2 separate regions of the Homo sapiens genome follow, and region 1 is linked to region 2. A link is a contact called in ENCODE Hi-C or POLR2A ChIA-PET data. All regions are on one chromosome and are shown on one strand. The core of a region is the stretch at or near the end of the contact, and the rest is flanking DNA. Distances in the headings are between cores, read along the strand shown.

Region 1 (6,020 bases), core at 197-2,696, 110 kb before region 2:
GTAATCCCAGCACTTTGGGAGGCCAAGGCAGGCGGATCACGAGGTCAGGAGTTTGAAGCCAGCCTGGCCAACATGGTGAAACCCCATCTCTACTAAAAAATATAAAAACTAGCCGGGCGTGGTGGTGCGCACCTGTAGCCCCAGCTACTCGGGAGGCTGAGGCAGGAGAATCACTTGAACCCAGGGGGCAGAGGTTGCAGTGAGCAGAGATTGCACCACTGCACTCTGGCCTGGGGACTAGAGGGAGACTCCATCTCAAAAAATAAAACATTAAAAAAAAAAGGGTAACATGAGGGATCCTTGTGATGGAACCGTTCTCTCTCTTGACTGGGGTGTTGGTTATAAGTTGTATAGAACTAAATACACACATAAACGAGAGCCTGTCAAACTGGTGAAATCTGAATAAGGTTGGTAGATTTTATCAATGTCAGTTTCTTCGTTGGGATATTATAGTTATGTAAGATATTACCATTAGGGGAAACTGGGTAATGGGCATACAGAATCTCTGTGTGGTATTCCTTGCCTTCTTTCTTTCTGTGGTTTTTTTTTTTATTTTGGACAGAGTTTTTTGACAGAGTTTTGCTCTGTTGCCCAGGCTGGAGTGCAGTGGCATGATCATAGCTCACTTGAACTTCTGGGCTCAGATGATTTTCTGGTCTCAACCTCTTAAGTAGCTAGAACTACAGGCACACACCACCATGCCCAACTAATTATTTTTTATTTTTGTGGAGATAGAGTCTTGCTATATTGCCCAGATTGGTCTCAAACTCTTGGCCTCAAGCGATCCTCCCACCTTGGCCTCCCAAAGTGCTGAGATTACAGGCATGAACCACCACACCCAGCCTTGTGTTGTATTTCTTACAACTGCATGTGTATCTACAATTATCTCAAAAAGTTAAAAGCAAACAAAAAAATTGAATAAAGCAGGTCTCCCTTGGTGCTCCTAGTTTTCAATATTTTTTACTTACCCAGATGTTTCTTCTGTAATAATTTTCTGTGCAATGATTTGTTTTGATCAAGTTTGACACCTTACTAAAGAATACTTAGCTTTCTTTTTTTTTTAACCTTTTAACATCTTTCAAATAAGGATGTATCTTAACAATTCATGGAGACTTAGCATTGAATCACTTTAATTGGTGTCACTTTTTCTTAGTGGCACATGAAATATTGATGTATCTTACAATCACTGGTGTCCTAGATCCGATACATATGATTAGTGAGTCATTCAGCCATGTTGGAAAAGCACAGTAGCTGGTGACAGTTTTGCTAGCTACATTTTTCATGTGTGATTTATCAGTTAAGTGTGTGTTTCTCAGCCCCAAGCCCCCATTCTCTGTGTGTGCTTTTAAAGCTGGGATCCTGCCAGCCACATTTCTCATTGCCATCTGGCTCTTCCTTAGGCAGTGCCAACGGGGCAGGAGAGGGTGACTGCATGGCCGGAGAAGGAAGAAGGAACTTGCTGCTTCCTGTTCCCATGAGGGCACTTGAGCAATGCTTTTTTGCCCCACAGCAGCAGCAGTTCCTTCCTGTAGATGCACCTGAATCCATTTTGCAGTTTTCCCAATACTTGGAGGTCCATCTTCGCTGCATCCTCAGGGGTGTTGACACTGGCCCAAAGCTCCATGGAAGCCTCTTCCCTTTGTTCCCCCAGCCCTGGGGCAGCTCCCACCTCTATAGTACCTTAGTGTTCTCTCTCTCCCCTTTTCAGTGACTAGTTAATAACTTTATGTCTAGTTAACAATTTTTTATATTCTTTGTATGACAATCTGTATGTTAAGATGATGAGTGTGATTTCTGTCTCCTATGTGGACCTCGACTAATACCTCGTGAACAGAGCCACCAGCTCAGCATGGGCTGCATCTCAGCTTCTCCTTCATACATGCTCTGTTCTCTGTAGCCAGTGACCTTTTGAAATGTAAATCTGATATTCCTCCCCTTCAGATCCATCAGTGGATTCCTATGCTCTCAGGTAAAAGAAGAAAATTCTTGCAGGGACGTGAGTGGTCTGGCTCATTTACAAGCCTGGTCTCATCTCACACTTCGCTTCCCTTCATCTTTGTGATGCAGCCACACAGGTCTTATTTTAGCTCCTCAACAGCCACATTGCTTTCTGCTGCATAGCCTTGGCCCATGCCGTTCCCCCTAGTTAGATGCCCCGTCTGCTTCTTACCTAGTCAGCTTTTTCTTTCTTGGGCCTCAGTTTAATTGTAACTTCCTGGGGAACACCCTTTTGGCCTCCCTGGCAAGGTCTGTTCCCCGACCGCATGCACTCCCAGCCCCTCATTTCCCTTATGGCACCCACAGTCTCCGTGAGCATTTGTATGTGCTACTCTCTACAGCAGGCCTCTTTCCCCACCTGCACTATTTAGTTTCATGAGTGCAGGAACTAAGTCAGTGTTTTTTTTCTTGCTGCTGTGCCCCAGAGCTTGGCACATTATATATGCTCGATAAATATTTGTTGAACTAAAAGTAGGAAGAGACCATTTGGTGAATCAGTTTTTACCATAAGCGTGAATCCCATGAACCCAGGACGCAGAGGTTGTAGTGAGTCTAGATGGCGTCACTGCACTCCAGCCTGGGTGACAGAGTGAAACTCTGTCTCAAAAATAAAAAAACAGAAACAAAAACGCAACACCTCTATATTAAGTGGTTCTTTCTAATTTTTTAGAAAGTCTCTCTTGCTGTGCATTTAACTACTTCAGTAAAAATACTGACAAGGAGCCAAACCAGGAGAAAAAATCTACTTATTAAACTGGAAATAATGTATGTTAGGTTGCTGCCTTCTCTAGTATTCATCGGGAAAGATAATATTGAAAACGTACATACTCAGTTGAAACCTAATTCTCATAGTGGTTTCTGTATTACCACCCCTCCTTAAAAGACAAACATGAATTATCCTACTTCGTTTCCTTGAGTTGCCATCAGTCCCAAATTGGAGGTTTTGATACCACGAACCCACAGCGCACAGGTATTTGCCCTCCTAAAACTTCCTATATTCCAGTACAGCCCCTTCTGTCTGACCAATGCAGCTGTACCTTTGTCTTCCTTTCCTCTAAGTCATCTGCTCTGGCTAGGTGTACCGTATATCCTTCCAGGAGCCCATTTCCATACTCTGAAAATTCCTCCTAACCTTGGAAGCATTTCCCTCATTGTTCCTTGTCTTCATTACTGCATCATTAGCATCAACCTTTTTTGTAGTGAATAAAAAAGTAGAGACTACTTCTTAACACATGTCCTACGTAGCAGTTCCCAAATTATTGTTTTGTTGAAGTTGGATTTTTACTAATTCTCTAAAAGCACCATAAAATGTAGTGCTGAAAGGAACCTGACATTGTGTAGCCCAGTTTCTTTTCCCATAAGTATGACCCCAAGCAAGTGAGTGGCCTGCCCAGGTCTCGTGGGGTGTCAGAGGCAGAACTTGGGCTCCTGGCACCCTGCTCATTATTTTGGTCACAGTGAGGACCATAAACCTACTACTACGTGTAAGGCAGTGTTGGGAAGGGACAAACAATGTGACTGTGTACATTAATTTCTTTTTAAACTAGTCTTCTAGAATTTACACATCCAAATCCATGTTGCTTTTAAAAAGTAGACTATGCAGATGCTGAAAAAGATGCCTCAGCACTGGTTTAGTCTGTCTGAAAATAGTTTCAAAACAGTTTGAACCAAGAAAATATTACTGAGGCCTGGTGCGGTGGCTCACACCTGTAATCCCAGCACTTTGGGAGGCCGAGGTGGGTGGATCACCTGAGGTCAGGAGTTCAAGACCAGCCTGACCAACATGGCAAAACCCTGTCTCTACTAAAAATACAAAAATTAGCCGGGCCTGGTTTCGTGTGCCTGTGGTCCCAGCTACTCAGGAGGCTGAGGCAGGAGAATCACTTGAACCTGGAGCAGAGGTTGCAGTGAGCCGAGGTCACGCTACTGCACCCCAACCTGGGCGACAGAGTAAGACTCCATCTCAAAAAAAAAAAAAAAAAATTACTGAAATAAGCACAGAACCCTCCAAGGTAACTGCTTTAAAGAGGACAAAACCTATTTGTCTCAGTGAATTCTACTGTGATTGTTACAATGGCTGACATTTCTTTATACTGTCCTTTACAGACTATGGCTACTAATATCAAAGTGCTTGTAATATTCTTAGAGATGATGACCCAATTTGATAATATTAGGAATGATTTTTAAAATTTTTTTATATAATAACTCATTGATTACCAAGTGATAGCAAGAACTAGGCATTCTGAACAGGAAAAGGAAGTGCTACCTGGAGAGCTTTTGTGGGCAAGAGATGATTTTTTTTTTCTTTTTTCTTTTCTTTTTTTTTTTTTTTTTTTTGAGACAGGGTGTTACTCTGTCACTCAGGCTGGAGTGCAGTGGCATGATCGTGGCTCTCTGCAGCCTCGACCTCCTGGGCTCAGGCAATCTTCCTACCTCAGCCTCTTGAGTAGCTGGGAGTAAAGGCATGCTCCCCAATGCCTGGCTAATATTTGTATTTTTTTATAGAGACATGGTTTCGTCATGTTTCCCAGGCTAGTCTCGAACTGCTGGGCTCAAATGATCCACTCGCCTTGGCTTCCCAAAGTGCTGGGACTACAGATAGGAGCCACTGCACCGGGCTGAGGCAAAAGACTCAAGTTAGCTGCTGGTAAAGACTGACAGACATTCTTTTTATTTCTTTGTTTAACAAGCATTTATTTAAGTGCCTTTCTTGGACCAAGCATGGGCGGCACAAGATGACCAAAGAAAGGCAGAAGGTGACAGATTACAGTTGGATTCTGGTAACAGCGAGTACAAGTCTCTTCAGGGAGACATAGAGGAGATGGGGATAAAAGTTGAGGCCACGTGAATGTCGAGCTTTTAAGAGCCAGCCAAGAATGTTGGCTTGATCCTGATGGGAAGGATGGAGTCATTGGCAACAGTGGGACACTTTTGAGGAAAAGCAGGCATAAATTAGAACTTCCTGGGCATTCTGAGAAGCAGGTTCACTTGCCTCTTGAGTTTTCAGGCTGAGCTAGGCAGATGACATCATACACACAAGCACAAAAGTATTAAGTTGCTGTCAAAGGCTGTTACCTAATGAAAAGTCAAATGGACTTTGTTACAGTCACCCATTGTATAGGATTTGTTTACCTACCAGTTCCTCTCCCTGGGAGACCGGGCTGAGCCCCTTGAAGACAGGCTATGTCTGGTTCACCTCTGTATCTATACCCAGGACCAATAGCACTTAGTACATGGGCAGTAAATACTTGCTTTAAAGAACGAGTAAGTGCTCCATGCTTTCAGGACTACACTGTGGAAAAGGAGAGCTTGGAGTAGGAAGGTATATGAAGGAGCAAGAAAGTCATTTATGGAGGTGGGAATGACCTAAGCAAAGGTCTAGGCTTGGGAATGAAGACAGGAGGCCAGCAGGAGGGTGGACAGGAGGCCAGCAGGAGGGTGGAAGTTCTTTGATTGCAGCCCAAGGAAAGGATGAGTTCTGGAAAGGATAGCAGGGGCCCTCCCTCCCGGTCTGTATGGTTCAGGCATTCACCGTGCCCCTCACGCCACATCTGTTCCATCTTCCCTGCTGCCTTTGGCTGAGGAAATTGGTGTCCGTGGTGGCCACCCAGACCTCCTTCCTGCGCTTCACACTCAAACAAGGCTGTTCCCCATGTCTTGGGTCTGTCTTTCCTCTACCTGGATCGTTCTTCCCCATGGCCTGGTCTCAGCATTGAGTTCTCAAATGTCCCCCCTTCCCTCACCTTATCCGAAGGACCCATTCCCCGTCCTCTCTACATTCTGTCCTATTACCCTGTCTGGTTTATTTTCTTCCTAGTATTGATTACTACTGGAATCCTCATATTCATCAGTCTGCTGGTTTAATGCCTGTTCCCTTTACTGGAATGTAAGCATGATTTTGGTCTTTTTCTCCTCTGTCCTGAGTACCCAGAACAAAGCGTGGCCTATGGAGGACACTAAATGAACGCATGGGGGAAAAACGGGTTTTATTGCAGAGGGAGACCCTTTGTTTCATACAGATC
Region 2 (5,586 bases), core at 2,917-5,416:
ATTGTTACTTATAAAACAATGCTAAGAGCATTTCTGTGATCATTTTCTGCAAAGAACTACAGAGAAACTGCCTGTTTTCATCCTGCAGGGTGTCTACCACTGCCACCAGTAGTACAGCTTTTTAATCTATTCAATAGTAATCTGTTTATCTTCCAAAGAAATGAACTGAAATGGTGGACTGATCTTAAATACCTATTTAAGATCTTGATGGGACAGGCGCGGTGGCTCATGCCTGTAATCCCAGCACTTTGGGAGGCTGAGGCGAGTGGATCACAAGGTCAGGAGATCAAGACCATCCTGGCCAACATGGTGAAACCCTGTCTCTATTAAAAATACAAAAATTAGCCGGGAGTTGTGGTGTGCGCCTGTAATTCCACCTACTCAGGATGCTGAGGCAGGAGAATCGCTTGAACCTGGGAGGTGGAGGTTGCAGTGAGTCGAGATTGTGCCACTGCACTCCAGCCTGGGCAACAGAGCAAGGCTCTGTCTCAAAACTAAATAAGTAAAAAGATCTTGATGCAAAATAAGTTAATCAGAGTGAATAAGTTTGTTCATCCAACTCATAGGTTAGGAAAATTGTCCCTAATCGCTGAAGATCTTAAGTGGTGAAAGTCTAACTGGGGTGAGGGGTACAGCCTTTGGTCAAAATGCCTGATGTCAGCACAGGACATAGAGAAGTAGGCAGAAATAGTCTCACCTTGAGATGGGCAAAGTAGGGGTAAGACAGTGTTAGAATAGGCTATGAACCAGGTCAGCCATCAGCATTTTAAATAATCAGATGTTTAGTAGTGCTTTTCTTGTCTGTGTCTTTCTCTTTACAGAGGAATACATGAGCAGTGATGCTAAGAATGTTAACTTACATTCTTACATGGATACCATCTCATTTTTGTCCTTTTTTGACTCTACAAGTTAACACTCCCACCTGTTTATCTCTTAAAACAGACCATAGGCTGAATCATATGCTTTTGTTTTGAGCTGCATTTATGGAAACTATTTGCAAAATGGGCACACTAGGTCTCAGCCAGTGCTTTGAATATCTTAAAATGTACCTTTTCCACCCCACCTCCAGTCTTTATCTCATGAATGTCATTACTCCTTAGATTGATGGGTCAACCTTGAGAACGATCTGCATGCAGCATGGCCCACTGCTGACATTCCATCTGAATCTAACCCAGGGCACTGCCCTGATCCGATACAGCACCAAACAGGAGGCGGCCAAGGCCCAAACTGCACTGCACATGTGAGTATTCGGTCCTACACCCACGTAGACAAACATGCATGAAGATGCACCCGTGAGTATTCTGGCAGCTGCTGAATTAAAGATGCACCAGAACATATACGAAGAATGGCACCGTCACACGTGCATCTGCAAGTCTCGAGTGTGGAGAGTGTGGAGGTGCCGGGTCTTTTCCACCAAAGCTTGGATTGTCCTGTATATATCAGAGGCCAGTCGTCAGAATTCCAAACGTAAATAATTTGTGAAGTAGTGAGTAAATTCTAAGTAACATAAAGCTAGGGCCGGGCACAGTGGCCCATGCCTGTAATCCCAGCACTTTGGGAGGCCAAGGCGGGCAGATCACAAGGTCAGGAGATGGAGACCATCTTGGCCAACATGGTAAAACCCTGTCTCTACTAAAACACAAAAAATCAGCCAGGCGTGGGGGCGCATGCCTGTAGTCCCAGCTACTGGGAAGGTTGAGGCAGGGGAATCGCTTGAACCTGGGAAGCAGAGGTTGCAGTGAGCTGAGATCATGCCACTGCCCTCCAGCCTGGTGACAGAGCAAGATTCCATCTCAAAAAAGAAAAAAAACACACAGCTAATAGAATTGCCATTGTTTTTCATAATAGAATCTAGCTGCTTACTCCAGCCTCTTTGCAGATGATGAAATATTGTGGTCTTGGGGGGTAGCAGGGTCTTTGCTTAAATTAGGTGGCGCTAGATCAGACTTTGCCCATCCCCTTCCCTGCCACTGTCAAACTGGTGGACGGAGAAGACCTGACTGCCCTTGGCTGCAGATGCCATGACAGAAAGCCAGACACACTGCAAGCCAGGGATGAGGGGGCTCAGGCAGCGAGGAGCCCCTGAGAAAGAGCAGCACTTCCGGGGACTGAAGCCAGGTTGCTTCGATGCTTTGGGTATGGTCTCTTGCCTCATAACTCACATGGGGAAAGAAAGAGACCATATTTTTCTTTCCTTTTTATCTAAGGCTTTATTTATTTTGTTTTAGAGCAGTTTTAGGATCACAGCCAAATCGAGAGGAAGATACAAAGATTTCTGTCATATCTCCTGCTGCCACACATGAATAGCCTCCACTATTATCAACATCCTCCACCAGAGTGGTGCATTTGTCAAGATTGCTGAACCCCTCCTTATCACCAAAAGTCTGTAGTTTACATTAGAGTTCACTCGGCCTTGTACAGTATATGGTTTTGGACAAATGTATAATGACGGGTATCTACCATTACAGTATCAGAGTCCTCTGCCAGTTCAGTCATCCCTCTTAGCCCCCCACAGACACACACGTTTTTCTTGATAGCTAAGTTGTCTAGAATATATAAATTCCATACACCAAGAAATATCAGAATATAGTATTCTCTAGTAGTCCTTGGTTATCCTGAGTTTTGGTGATGCCTTGTTGGTTTACATCATTACTTCTTAATTACCTGGCGGTCTGGTTGAAATACAAGTTCTGGACCCAGAGGTCTTGGGTGGAGCTTGGACTTTGCATTCTAAAAAGCGTTCATGGATATGGCAGCTTCTAGTCAAAGGACTGCACATTGAATGTCAAGGACTGCAGTCGCTCCCTCCGTATGCTTTAGGATTTTCCTGAGATCCATAGCTCTCTTTCCCTCCCTTCTTCCAGGTGTGTGTTGGGAAACACTACCATCCTTGCTGAGTTTGCCACTGATGATGAAGTCAGCCGCTTTCTGGCACAAGCTCAGCCCCCTACACCTGCAGCAACCCCAAGTGCGCCAGCTGCGGGGTGGCAGTCGCTGGAGACCGGCCAGAACCAGTCAGATCCCGTGGGACCTGCTCTGAATCTTTTTGGTGGGTCCACTGGGCTCGGGCAGTGGAGCAGCAGCGCTGGTGGCAGCAGCGGGGCCGATCTTGCTGGCGCTTCATTGTGGGGGCCCCCAAACTATTCTTCTAGCTTATGGGGAGTCCCAACGGTGGAAGATCCCCATAGGATGGGCAGCCCTGCTCCTTTACTACCTGGTGACCTTCTGGGAGGAGGGTCGGATTCAATCTGAACTTAGAACTTTCAACTCTGACCTCGTGACCTTTTTTGGAACAGCAGCAGCACTAACTTGACCTTTTCGTTTTTTTTTTCAACTTGCAATAAATACATTTTTAAAAGGAAAAAAGAAAACGGAGAGAAAAAAAGGTGGGTCATTGACAGACTGTCTGAGCACATAGTTGCCTCCCTTATAACTTCAGTTTTTTCGTTTGGAATATGAATCCAAAAAGAGAACATATCACTCTTGAAATACTTGAATCATGAACGCCAACCTAGAAAGACAATGTGAAGCAAGTACACATACCATTTAAATTTAAACACAAAAAAATTAAAAAAATTAGTTTCTAGTTTTTCACTTTTTTCATGTTATATGGAAGTTGTTGCTAAGAAACATATATACTGAAAAAAAATAGCTTTTTAACTTTGTTTGCACTGGGTGTGTTTCCGTCCTTAGGTCTACCATGTTTGGGAGGGAGGGAAATTCAAAAGAATTGTTGGGGGAGGGGGGAGGGAAGACTTGACGGAGCCTCACTTTAAAAACAAAAACACAAAAAACCTAAAAAAAAAAAAAAGGAAAAAATTTGTGATTGGCTGGTTGATAAATACCAGTGTGTTCTGGCACATGTAACTGCCCAGGCATGCTCGTTCTGGTGTGTGTGTGCACGTGTGTTCATGTGCATTCGCGTGCATCCTTCTCTGTCTCTGTGTGTGTGCCTGTGTTCTTCCCTTCTCCCCTGCCCCACCCTGACTTCTCAGAAAGCTGCATCGCTGACAGTCTGCAGGCTGGCTGGCCGGCCCATCTGCTTTTTATTTTATTTTTTTAACTATGAGAACACACAGGCCCGGAGAGCCACTGCTACTAAAGCAACTCCATTGGGCTGCATTAAGATGAACAGAGTGCTTTTTAATGATGAAAGCAGGGAGCTCCTTTCCATTTGCAACTTAGCCTGAATGTGGGGTTTCTCTGGCTGTTCTTTTGACCTAGCAGTAGAGTGGAGCACTGCCAAGTCCAAAAAACTAGAGCAGGAGGTACCTCTTGGAGCAACGGTGTGTTTATTTCTGTTTTTTTTTTTTTTTAAGTGAATGGCCACCAGGCACATCTGAGTATCTGTTAAGTTTCATGCAGGCCTTTTCGTTAGTTTGAAATGGGAACGGAAGATAACTTTTGATGATGCGATGTCTCAAAAACAGAGAAACTTTGTTCCCTCTTTCCTTATGATCAGGTTTGAGAAATTCTTCAAAAAATTAGGTGAAGTTGAGTTACATATTTCTGTTGGTTGGTTCTCTTTTTCATTTTATGAAAACAGAAAAGAATAAGTGGTGAGCAGCCTCCTGAAAGCATCTGCAGCTACTCCCTCTGCTCCTTTCTCGCCGAGCGTTACCTGTGCCAGGCCGTGGCGCGTTACAGCACCAGGCCATCACTGACAGAAACGTTTACTTAACGAATGTTCTTAAACCAGTGTGTACTTCAAGCGTTTCCTTTTGTTTCTCTGTGTTGTGTATTTCCTGTGTATGTGGTTTTGCTTAGGCAGGTATAACTTAGCGAAGACTTTTAAGTATTGCACCTTTTTTTGATTTTTGACCTCTTCCCCCCACCTTGTAATTTTGCTTTTTTAATTTCGGTATTTAAATACTTTTTTTTTTTTTTAAGCATCAATGTAGTAGTACTCTGGGCCGAACAGGGGTCAACGTTTAATCTACAGTTATCACCAACATGTATGTACTTATGTCGGAATCAAAATGTATCAAACTGCTTATTGTGAAGAGAATTATAGCAGACCTGAAGGGGGCGAAAAACCAGATAGGGTGGGGGGATGGATGCCGGTGACGTGCTAGCACTTGTGTGGACATCCCAGTCTGCATTATGCTGTTTAACATAAAGTGCCGACATTTTGTACCAGCAAATACCTGCCCATTCCAACCCTTGGTGGGAGCAGACCTCTACTGTCCTCTGTAACTTGCTGCTATTGAGGACAAGGGAGTTTTTCTTTCTTTAGCGTCTTCAGTGAAGGATACAATACAACAATGCCTAATGTATTTGACTTTTTAGCTTGTGTCTGTGTGTAGGTGGGTGGGTGGGTGTGTATAGGAAAAGCCTAAAACAAGTTATTTGCATTTCAGTGGTTTTGTGAGACAAAGAATGGGAAATTCTGTAGCCCTTCTGGCTTACCCTGTTGATTATAAACCTAGCCTCAAAAGAGATTGACAGGCATGACTCAAGTGAGTGTTCACATATACAAGCCTGCATGAGCCCTCTGTGGGTAGGTGGTCACACTTGGCATCTGCAGCATTGACGTGGCCCCGCTGGGTGCCTTGAGCATGCCCTCTTCCTGCTCTGCAATTTGAA

Evidence for each region. A loop is a pair of places that touch in the nucleus more often than their neighbours do. ChIA-PET counts read pairs that join two places held with the same protein, here RNA polymerase II (POLR2A). Pooled maps may share reads with other maps.
Region 1: a pooled map shows a loop between it and region 2 (1.8-fold over the local background). The contact joins two enhancer-like sites. A Hi-C loop is called at or near these places in 7 of 50 pooled maps. POLR2A ChIA-PET finds 5 or more read pairs at or near these places in 8 of 52 experiments (B cell, GM10248, activated CD4-positive, alpha-beta T cell and 5 more).

Annotation. Positions count from the first base shown.
Region 1 is chr22:40,214,010-40,220,029 of GRCh38, forward strand. The region is part of intron 1 of TNRC6B (trinucleotide repeat containing adaptor 6B); the gene reads left to right. Among named protein-coding and RNA genes, the nearest start is that of TNRC6B, 39 kb to the left of the region's middle. Within about 2 kb of position 1,447, at least 18 of the 41 ENCODE cell types and tissues checked have a DNase peak (open chromatin) inside an H3K27ac peak, as active enhancers do.
Region 2 is chr22:40,319,990-40,325,575 of GRCh38, forward strand. TNRC6B (trinucleotide repeat containing adaptor 6B) reads left to right here. Exons shown (of 23, transcript NM_001162501.2): 22 at 1,101-1,240; 23 at 2,865-5,586. The coding sequence ends at 3,252. Among named protein-coding and RNA genes, the nearest start is that of ADSL, 24 kb to the right of the region's middle. Within about 2 kb of position 4,167, at least 6 of the 41 ENCODE cell types and tissues checked have a DNase peak (open chromatin) inside an H3K27ac peak, as active enhancers do.